3 separate regions of the Homo sapiens genome follow, and all the other regions are linked to region 3. Evidence: chromatin contacts called from ENCODE Hi-C or POLR2A ChIA-PET data. All regions are on one chromosome and are shown on one strand. The core of a region is the stretch at or near the end of the contact, and the rest is flanking DNA. Distances in the headings are between cores, read along the strand shown. Region 1 overlaps ATP10A (ATPase phospholipid transporting 10A (putative)). Region 2 has its middle 65 kb from the start of LINC02250. Region 3 overlaps ATP10A (ATPase phospholipid transporting 10A (putative)).

What was found. A loop is a pair of places that touch in the nucleus more often than their neighbours do. ChIA-PET counts read pairs that join two places held with the same protein, here RNA polymerase II (POLR2A). Pooled maps may share reads with other maps.
Region 1: a map of dorsolateral prefrontal cortex shows a loop between it and region 3 (8-fold over the local background). The contact joins two enhancer-like sites. A Hi-C loop is called at or near these places in 1 of 168 maps with a recorded cell type or tissue (dorsolateral prefrontal cortex), 1 of 37 single-sample maps with no recorded cell type and 2 of 50 pooled maps. POLR2A ChIA-PET finds 5 or more read pairs at or near these places in 4 of 52 experiments (IMR-90, T-cell, activated T-cell and 1 more).
Region 2: a map of GM12878 shows a loop between it and region 3 (4-fold over the local background). The contact joins two enhancer-like sites. A Hi-C loop is called at or near these places in 5 of 168 maps with a recorded cell type or tissue (Caco-2, GM12878, Right ventricle myocardium inferior and 2 more). POLR2A ChIA-PET finds 5 or more read pairs at or near these places in 2 of 52 experiments (B cell and BJ).

The regions. Positions count from the first base shown.
Region 1 is chr15:25,738,678-25,741,377 of GRCh38, forward strand. All of the region lies in intron 2 of ATP10A (ATPase phospholipid transporting 10A (putative)), which reads right to left. Among named protein-coding and RNA genes, the nearest start is that of MIR4715, 110 kb to the right of the region's middle. Within about 2 kb of position 1,319, at least 2 of the 41 ENCODE cell types and tissues checked have a DNase peak (open chromatin) inside an H3K27ac peak, as active enhancers do.
Region 2 is chr15:25,642,817-25,645,516 of GRCh38, forward strand. No RefSeq gene overlaps it. Among named protein-coding and RNA genes, the nearest start is that of LINC02250, 65 kb to the left of the region's middle. RefSeq lists an enhancer at 68-1,011. Within about 2 kb of position 1,400, at least 2 of the 41 ENCODE cell types and tissues checked have a DNase peak (open chromatin) inside an H3K27ac peak, as active enhancers do.
Region 3 is chr15:25,692,727-25,695,426 of GRCh38, forward strand. It overlaps ATP10A (ATPase phospholipid transporting 10A (putative)), which reads right to left. Exons shown (of 21, transcript NM_024490.4): 14 at 2,093-2,420. Among named protein-coding and RNA genes, the nearest start is that of LINC02250, 120 kb to the left of the region's middle. RefSeq lists an enhancer at 2,454-2,700. Within about 2 kb of position 1,330, at least 2 of the 41 ENCODE cell types and tissues checked have a DNase peak (open chromatin) inside an H3K27ac peak, as active enhancers do.

The DNA of each region.
Region 1 (2,700 bases), core at 69-2,568, 46 kb after region 3:
AAATCTGGCACCTTTCAGTACAAGTACATAAAGTCTCCCTCGCCAGTAATTCGTGAGGGCACTGCCATTCTGATCGTCATCACCATCAACATAATTACAAGTTTGGGGAGGCTTGCCAAATGCCAGGCATTGTGCTAAGTGCCCTACAATTATCAGGCAACCCTGCTAGAAAGTCAGTTTTTGCACCACCTTCAACTTAGGATCTTTAAGTATCGTGCCCAAGGTCACAGTGGTCTTGGAGTGACAGACTGGAGCTTTCTTGGCCTCTGAGCTATCAGCTCAACCATCAATACCTGCAGAGACAATCTGGCATTAACAGAAAAAGATTGTACAAGTAAGCCAGAAAATGTGTAACAGATTCTATAGAAACGTCCCCCAAAATTTAAATTGCTTTTTATTTTTTATTTTTGAGACAGAGTTCTGCTCCTGTCATCCAGGCTGGAGTGCAGTGGCGGGATTTTGGCTCACTGCAACCTCCACCTTCTGGGTTCAAGCGATTCTCCTGCCTCAACCTCCCAAGTAGCTGGGATTACAGGCGTGAGCCACTGCACTCGGCCTTAATTGCTTTTTAAAGTTCTAAGTTTCCAAAATTTAAGTTTTAGTATTTTGAAAACATGCTTCAGCTCAACATACCTTAATCTGATCATAGATACCCTCTTTCCATCTTCAGCAATGCCTGTGGATGTGGGCTTACCAGAGCCCACTCAAAAACAGAGTAAAAAATCAGGAGCGAGCCCGGGGACTTAGTGCTAGTTCTTCTGATTAATAAATATGAGACTTTTGGCAAGTGAAGAGAGGGCATTTGGACTCGGATCTCCGGGGTCTCTGTTGCCCTATAAGTCCACAATCCTGTAGGATGCAGAGATGGTTCCAATGAATCCCTGTGCTTGGGATGACAGACTCACTATTGCAGAAACAGCATCACCTGCAAAAGTGCTGCCCACACATGCCAGCCTCAAGCTGAAGCACTGCCCTCTGCATCTCTGCTGCAGCACCCCAGCATCTCAGACAAAAGGAAGCAGACACCGTGAAGGGTTCGCCCACTGCAGAGCAACATGTTCAAATAAATATCTCACCGGCAAGAAAGAAAGTGCTCACAGTTTCTGTTGTTGTCTTACAGATATTTCTGAAACTTCTTTGGGCAAAGTGATTTGACCTGACTAGGTGGAAAGAAAGAGGCAGGACAGTGGTGCAACAGAGAGCCCTCCAGCCCTGCCCCTGAACTTGCGTTTCTGCTAGAGACCGCAGCAGCAGGTGCTCCAGGGATGCCCAGAGCCCTGCGGCATGCTTCTGTTTCCTCCTGATGCCTGGGACCTCCTCCTGGTAGAACAGCTGTGTCCCCTCTTCAACCACATGGGGGAGGCGTGTGTCTAATTCAGCAGTGCCCAGATTGCTACTTGAATGAATGGTTTGATTCACAGGGGAGATTCTGTTACCAACCTTGTATTTCACATTTGTATTAAGTGAATTGCTACTAAGTACTCAACAAAAGCAAATACAGATGTCCTCCATCTTGAAACAGCAGTGATGTTGGAAAGGGCATTTACAGTCCATTAAAGAGGATACTGTTATTTTTTTTCTATCATAAAAAAACTAAAGTAAAGAGGTTCATATTGCTTCAGCCATTGGGTGAGCACACAGCACAGGTGCACACTTGGGTCATCTGCAGGTCTGCTGCCAGCAGGGACCCTGCCTAACGCTCCAGGTGGAAATCTGTGAGTGAGGCCACCTGTCTGGGTCTCTGGATGATGTGGGCAGAGAGAACCCTGGTGAGAGAATGCACAGAGAGCAGGGGCCAGCACCTGCCAGCCAGGCAGGGCCACCGCCTGCACCAGCAAGAAGACGTGGAAAACACACACACTCCCGTCTTCTGCATCTGGATCCCGTTCTGAAAACGCCCTTTGCATTTCCCTTCATGATACTCCCAGGTCACAAGGAGGGTGAGGTCCCCCTGGTTCACTTCCAGCCTTGACATCACGCCTGGACATGGTCCTCGAAGGCTCTCAGTGACAAACACAACACCTCTGTCTACCTGGCTTTGGTCTCGCCACCTGCTATGGGCCTGTTTGTCCCTGGACTGAATGATCCCCGTCTGATCACAGAAGTTTTCCACCTTAACAAAGCCTTGGAGACAGCTGCTGCCCTACAGAATGCAATCCTCATCCCGTGCAACAGCAAAGCTCTGCTCAGGGTCACTGCGCTGACCTCCTCGGCTACCATCCCTCCCAGCACCCATTCCTGCCACGCAGGGAACCCTGAGGAAGCCCAAACCTTTCTGCATGGCTTCCTCTGTCTTGCCATCCTACAGCATCAGGCGAAGTGCCCTTCATTTAGCATTTCAGGATGTTGTCTTTTCTGGAGAAGCCTTCCTGACGGCCCCCTGGTAGGGTAGGCAGGTGCCACAGCTCCGAACTTGCTTAGTCCCCATGCAGACATCAAACCCCGTGCTTCCTGGGTGTGGCTGGAGCTGGCTCCCATTCCTCCTTCACTAGACCACAGGTTCCCTGAGCACAGGTACTCTGTGCCCTTGAGACCATCACAGTGCCTGGCACACACATGGTCAGAGGGTGACGAATGCTTATTTCAGAAGGATCTCAGGTGCCACAAGCTTCTGGATCACCCCAGAACTCCGTGCTGGGCTCTTGGGGACCTAGAGCCCCTGCCTGCCGCACCATCTCCCAAGAGGGCCTGCTGAGGCGT
Region 2 (2,700 bases), core at 150-2,649, 50 kb before region 3:
CCTGACTTTTCTTTACATATTCTTTTTTTTCTTCAATTTTTATGTTAAGTTCAGGACACATGGGGAGAACAACACACACGGGGTCTTCTTTTTAAAAAACAGAACAATCAATACTTGCTATCAAAAAATAGAAGCTACACACTTAAATAAAAGATGTTGCCCATGGAGTCCCTAAAATTGTCCCGTGCGTCAGCGGCTGGGTGCACACCACACTCTGCGAAATGGTGATGCTAGGCCTCTGGCCCTTTCCTGGAATTCGCAGCCCCTCATGAGGAGCCCTTTGGAATGAGAGGAAAAATAAGCATGTGGACATGCCCTAGCCGAGGAGTGTTCTTTTAGTATCTGCCAATTGAGAAAATAGACAACGTACAAAGCTACTATTCAGAATGAATTCACCTTATGTTAATGAAATGGCCCTCTGCAGATGGCCTGGTGCACTAACCCTCCCTTCCATCTGCAGAGGGCCTGGTGCACTAACTAATTTGAAGCCACTTTGCAACTCTGTGGCTTCCTGGGGTCGGCAACTCACAGTTGGGAATTCCTGGTTTAGGGGAAAGAGCCAAGACCCCCTTTGTTCCATTGTGTGGACTTGAGCATTTTGCCTTCTAGCTGGTTTTAGGTTCCCCTGACTATGAAATAGGCATAAAAGCCCCTGCGTTTTTTTTTTTTAAACCTCACAGATGTTATTTTTGTGAAGACAATGGAAAACACTATTCTTCCACTCTGGGCAACATGGTGAAACCCCGTCTTTACCCAAAATACAAAAATTAGACAGGCATGGTGGAACTCACCTGTAGTCCCAGCTATTTGGGGGCGGGATGATGGGGAGGGCCGTTGAGGCAGGAGAATTGCTTCAGCCAGGGAGGCAGAGATTGCAGTGAGCTAAGATCATGCCACTGCACTCCAGCCTGGGTGACAGAGTGAGACTCTGTCTCAAAAAAGAAAAATAAAAAAAGGAAGAAAGAAGGAAAGAGAAAGAAAGAAAAAGAAAGAAAGAGGAAAAAGAAAGAAAGAAAGAGGAAAAAAGAAGAAAGAAAAAGAAAGGAAGAAAAAAGAAAGAAAGAGAAAGAAAGAAAGAAAGAAACTATTCTAAAGAGGAGAAAAATCATATTTCTAAATGCAAATTGTCAATATAACCCTTTCCATGAAATCTCAGAAGAAGCTAGGACTCCTGGGAGACAAAGAAGAAAGAAAATATGAATGGAAACATCATGGGAAGGCCAGTGATCAGTGATGGAGACACTGACCACAAGAGCCCCAGTGACTCAGCTCCTTAATAATCACCAGGCCCAGGAGCCCAGGAAGTTGAGACCACATGTGATGTGGAGGAAACTCGGCAGCATTGGGCTTAGGCGCCTGGCTCCGGGCACTGAAGGGAGGGCTGCAGAGATCATGGGGACAGGCCATTCCTCTTCTCCCAAGGACAGTCTGTGTTACTGCGGAAACGGGCCAGGGCTGCCCTTGAAGTCCTTGGAAATCACACCAGGAATGGCCTGACCACACTGGGCAGGAGGGAGAAGAAAAGGAAGCCCAGGGACTGGGCGGAGAGGGAGAGAGCCTGCCGCAAGGGCTTCAGGGCAGGAGGGGGCTTCTCATTCCCCGCTCAGCTCCTGGAACAAAGGAAAGCCCCGCCCTGCCGCCCTCACTCAGTCCCGTGTTCTATTTAAATCCTGTGCCCCATTGCAAGACTGCATTCAGTCTGCATGAGCCTTAGTTTCATAAAAGCCCCCTCACACCGAGGGGACAATGTTCAGAACTAAATGACTGCAGGTGAGCAATTCTCTGTATTATACAAACTGGGACCAAAGATGACTTTATAATAGTGGCAAGAGACAATCAGGCAGACTGGGAGGACCTTATAAATAGATTATAAGGCTGTGGTGAGTTTATTTTAACTTAAAAAAAAAACCTTCTTTTCTGGTATACCATAGTGAAAATGTAACAGTGTCTGGATGATCTATTGCAAAAAAAATTATCCTTTGTTTCTTGATTTTTTTTCTTTTTAATTCAAAAGCCCCAAATTTCTGAGTTTCCATGTTGAGGATAAAACTCCTTTTAGAAAAATTCTAAACTTGGAAAATAGTGAGGCCCTGATTAAAATGGCAGCTCATTTGGAAAAAACCAGAAAACAGCCCATTTGCTTTCCTGATGTCATCATCACCAGCAAGCATTTCTTGAGCTTTGGTTTGATACACAGACTGGGCCCAATAGAGCCGCTGGGCATGGAGGTGAGGCCGGTCCTCTGCATCCCTGAAGAAGGCAGTCTGTATATGCACAACTGTGCAGGCAGCACACTGAGGACACATTGGATCCTTTGGGATGTCTTCTGGGCTTTCCACTTAGAGTCAAACAAAAAGGCAGCAGGAGTACAGAGAGCTGGCTAGTCCCTTCCCCTATGTGAGGACCCAGTGAGAAAGTGCTGTCTATGGACCAGACGATGGGCCCTCACCAGACAGCAAACCTGCTGTGCCTTGATCTTGGACTTCCCAACATTCAGAATGGTGAGAAATACATTTCTGCTCTTTATAAGCCACTGAGTTTATGGTATTTTGTTATAGCAAATGGACTAAGATAATGACTTAACACTGGAACAAGCTGGCAAACGTGTGGTATGCACATGTGTGTGTGCGCTTATGTGTCCATGTGCATGTATGTGTGTTTATGTGTATCTGTGTGTGTGCACACATGTGTGTGCATATG
Region 3 (2,700 bases), core at 80-2,579:
GATGCTCTCTACATTATAAACCACTGGGCACTAGGAGTAGGTCACATTGATGCTTTAACGCATTCTTTCTTTCTTTCTTTTTCTTTTGAGACAGGGTCTCACTCTGTCACCCAGGCTAGGTGGGAGTGCAGTGGCATGATCATGGCTCACTGCAGCCTCAACCTCCTGGGCTCAAGTGATCCTCCCACTTCAGCCTCCTGAGTAGGTAGGACTACAGGTACATGCCACCACACCCAGCCAGGTTTTGCATTTTTAGTACAGATGGGGTTTCGCCCACCATGTTGCCCCAGCAGTTTTTTTTTTCTTTTTTTGAGACAGGGTCTCTCACTCTATTGCCTAGGCTGGAGTGTAGTGGTGTGATCACGGTTCACTGCAGCCTTGACCTCCTGGGCTCAGGTGAGCCTCCCACCTCAGCCTCTCAAGTAGCTGAGACTGCAGGTGTGTGCCACCACACACAGCTAATTTTTTTTATTTTTTGTAGAGATGGGGACTCACTATGTTGCCCAGGCTGGTCTCAAACTCCCGGGCTCAAGTGATCTTCCTGCCTTGGCCTCCCAAACTGTTGAGATGACTGGTGTGAACCACGTGCCCAGCCATGTGCTGATGTTCTTATGGGTCATTACTTTCCCGTTTTCTTTTGAGATTCCATTCTGTGTTTCCTTTTCTTTTTAATCTGCCAAGGATTTCCTTCCACTTCTTCAGGAATACCAGACACCAGTGGCTACGCGGCTGAGGCAGGCACTGGCCAGGCCAGGGAAACATCATTCACGTCTTACTGTGTACTGTGGCCTTTCAGGGCTGACGTTGTCCTCGTGCTCCCAGGGAAGGACGCTGACGCTCAGAGGAGGAGGCTGGGACAGGGGTGGTGCAGGTCAGCCTGAAGACCGTTTCCAGCTCCTCAGGGAAACCTGAGGGCCACCCCAGGCACATGAAGGCAAAGATGGCCTCAGGACAGGCCATGGCTGTTAGGTTCCCCGGGCCTCCTGAACACGTGCCCTGTGCCCACTCTCCTTAGCGGTTACTGGCCTCAGGGTGTGTAGGGCAGGGTCCCCATGACGACCGTGTTCAGGCCAGTGCTCGCTCTCCTCACTGCCACTGTAACCCAGGCTCAACAGCGGTCTCCTCTGGCCAGGTGAGGTGCCCACTGTGAACAGGCAGCAATCTCCATGTCAACAAGCAGGGGCTGTCACAGACCTTTTGCAGAAAATACTGCCAACACTGGCTGATTGATTGGCGAGGGTACTTGATTTCTGATCCAGTTCTCACCTAGGAGTAGATTCTATTTACAGGGAGGCCCAATTGTTGGCATGTGGGGGTCACGGCCACTGCTTCCTTCCTGGCCCTCACCAGGAGGTGGTGCTGCTGAGCCCCTGAACCTGTGCTAGAGACTCTGCCTGCACTAGAAGTGGGCAGAGAGGATGTCCTGGAAGGAGGCGAGTGGCCACCATCCCCTCCCTGGAGAGGAGCAGACAGGGCTCTCCAGGCCAACAGTGTCTGCCAGGAAAAACCACCATGAGAAACACAGTCCTTAAATAACTGGTGTAAAACTGAGCAGTGATGCGTATCTGATGATGGACTTATTTACTCAGAAGCCTGTCCCAGAACCATCAGCACAGCTGACAGGAGGCAGTGGGAATTCTGGTCACCAAGCCTCTGGGCCCTTAGGGCGTTACAAAGCCTTGGACACCCGGAGGCTCATGGTGACCAGAAGCAGCTGCAAAGGACCTTCTAAGTTGGCCTGGGCTAAGGCTGAGTGTGTAGTGCCCTCTGCTGTGGCCAGGACAGACTGGGACAGGCAGGTCTCTTGTGTGCTGTCTCCTGAGAAACAGGGTAAGCTCCATCTTGTTGCCGTAAAGCAGCACCGGATTACTGACCTTGCAGCATGAACCTGTAACTCTGCTACTCTCTTTTGTGGCTTTCCAATGTAAACTTTACCTTCGGAACATGTTGCCTGCTCTATCACACTGGGTGTGATTTTACACACAGAAAGAAAGGTGAGGAAGTGTTTTCCCATCTCGTGGTGTAGCATGGAAGGGTAGAGGAAGTTTGGGTCCAGCTGGGAGGAGGCCGTCTGGCCAGCTGGGATACTTGCCTATGGCCAGGGTCATGGCCTTGAGCTTGCTCCGCACCAGCTTCACCACCATGCTCTTCTGCAGAGGCGTCGACCGACAGCAGAGGACGGAGCGGCACTGCTTGGCAAGGAAGAGGAATTTGTCCTCCAGGTTTTTCTCGAGAGCGTAGGCCAGGCTTCTCCCATCGATCACGAGGCTGGGTCTGCGGCCAGAGGCAGTGGACGTGGAGGGTGGGCAGAGAGAGGAGAACCTCATGCTCACTTTGCCCTTGGTCTTCTCAGGGGCTCTCTGGAGGCCTCTGGACTGCACGTAGCATAGGCACTGGTCTAGCAGGGCTGCACACGCCTCCTGAAAGGGACATGAGAGGACAGCGCAGTTCCCTCAGAGTCATGCCACAAACATCCCCGCCCTGGCTCAACACCTCTGGAGCTGACATCCTTCCGGGCTCCAGGCTGCAGTACCCGCCTGCCCAGAGGCCACCCTCCAGAAACTGTGAAGTTCAGCCGGAGAGGATGACTTTCCCCAGAGAAGAGACTGAATTGGTGGCCAGGCACCGTGGGTGGCTCACTCCTGTAATCCCAGCACTTTGGGAGGCCGAGGCGGGTGGATCACGAGGTCAGGAGATCAA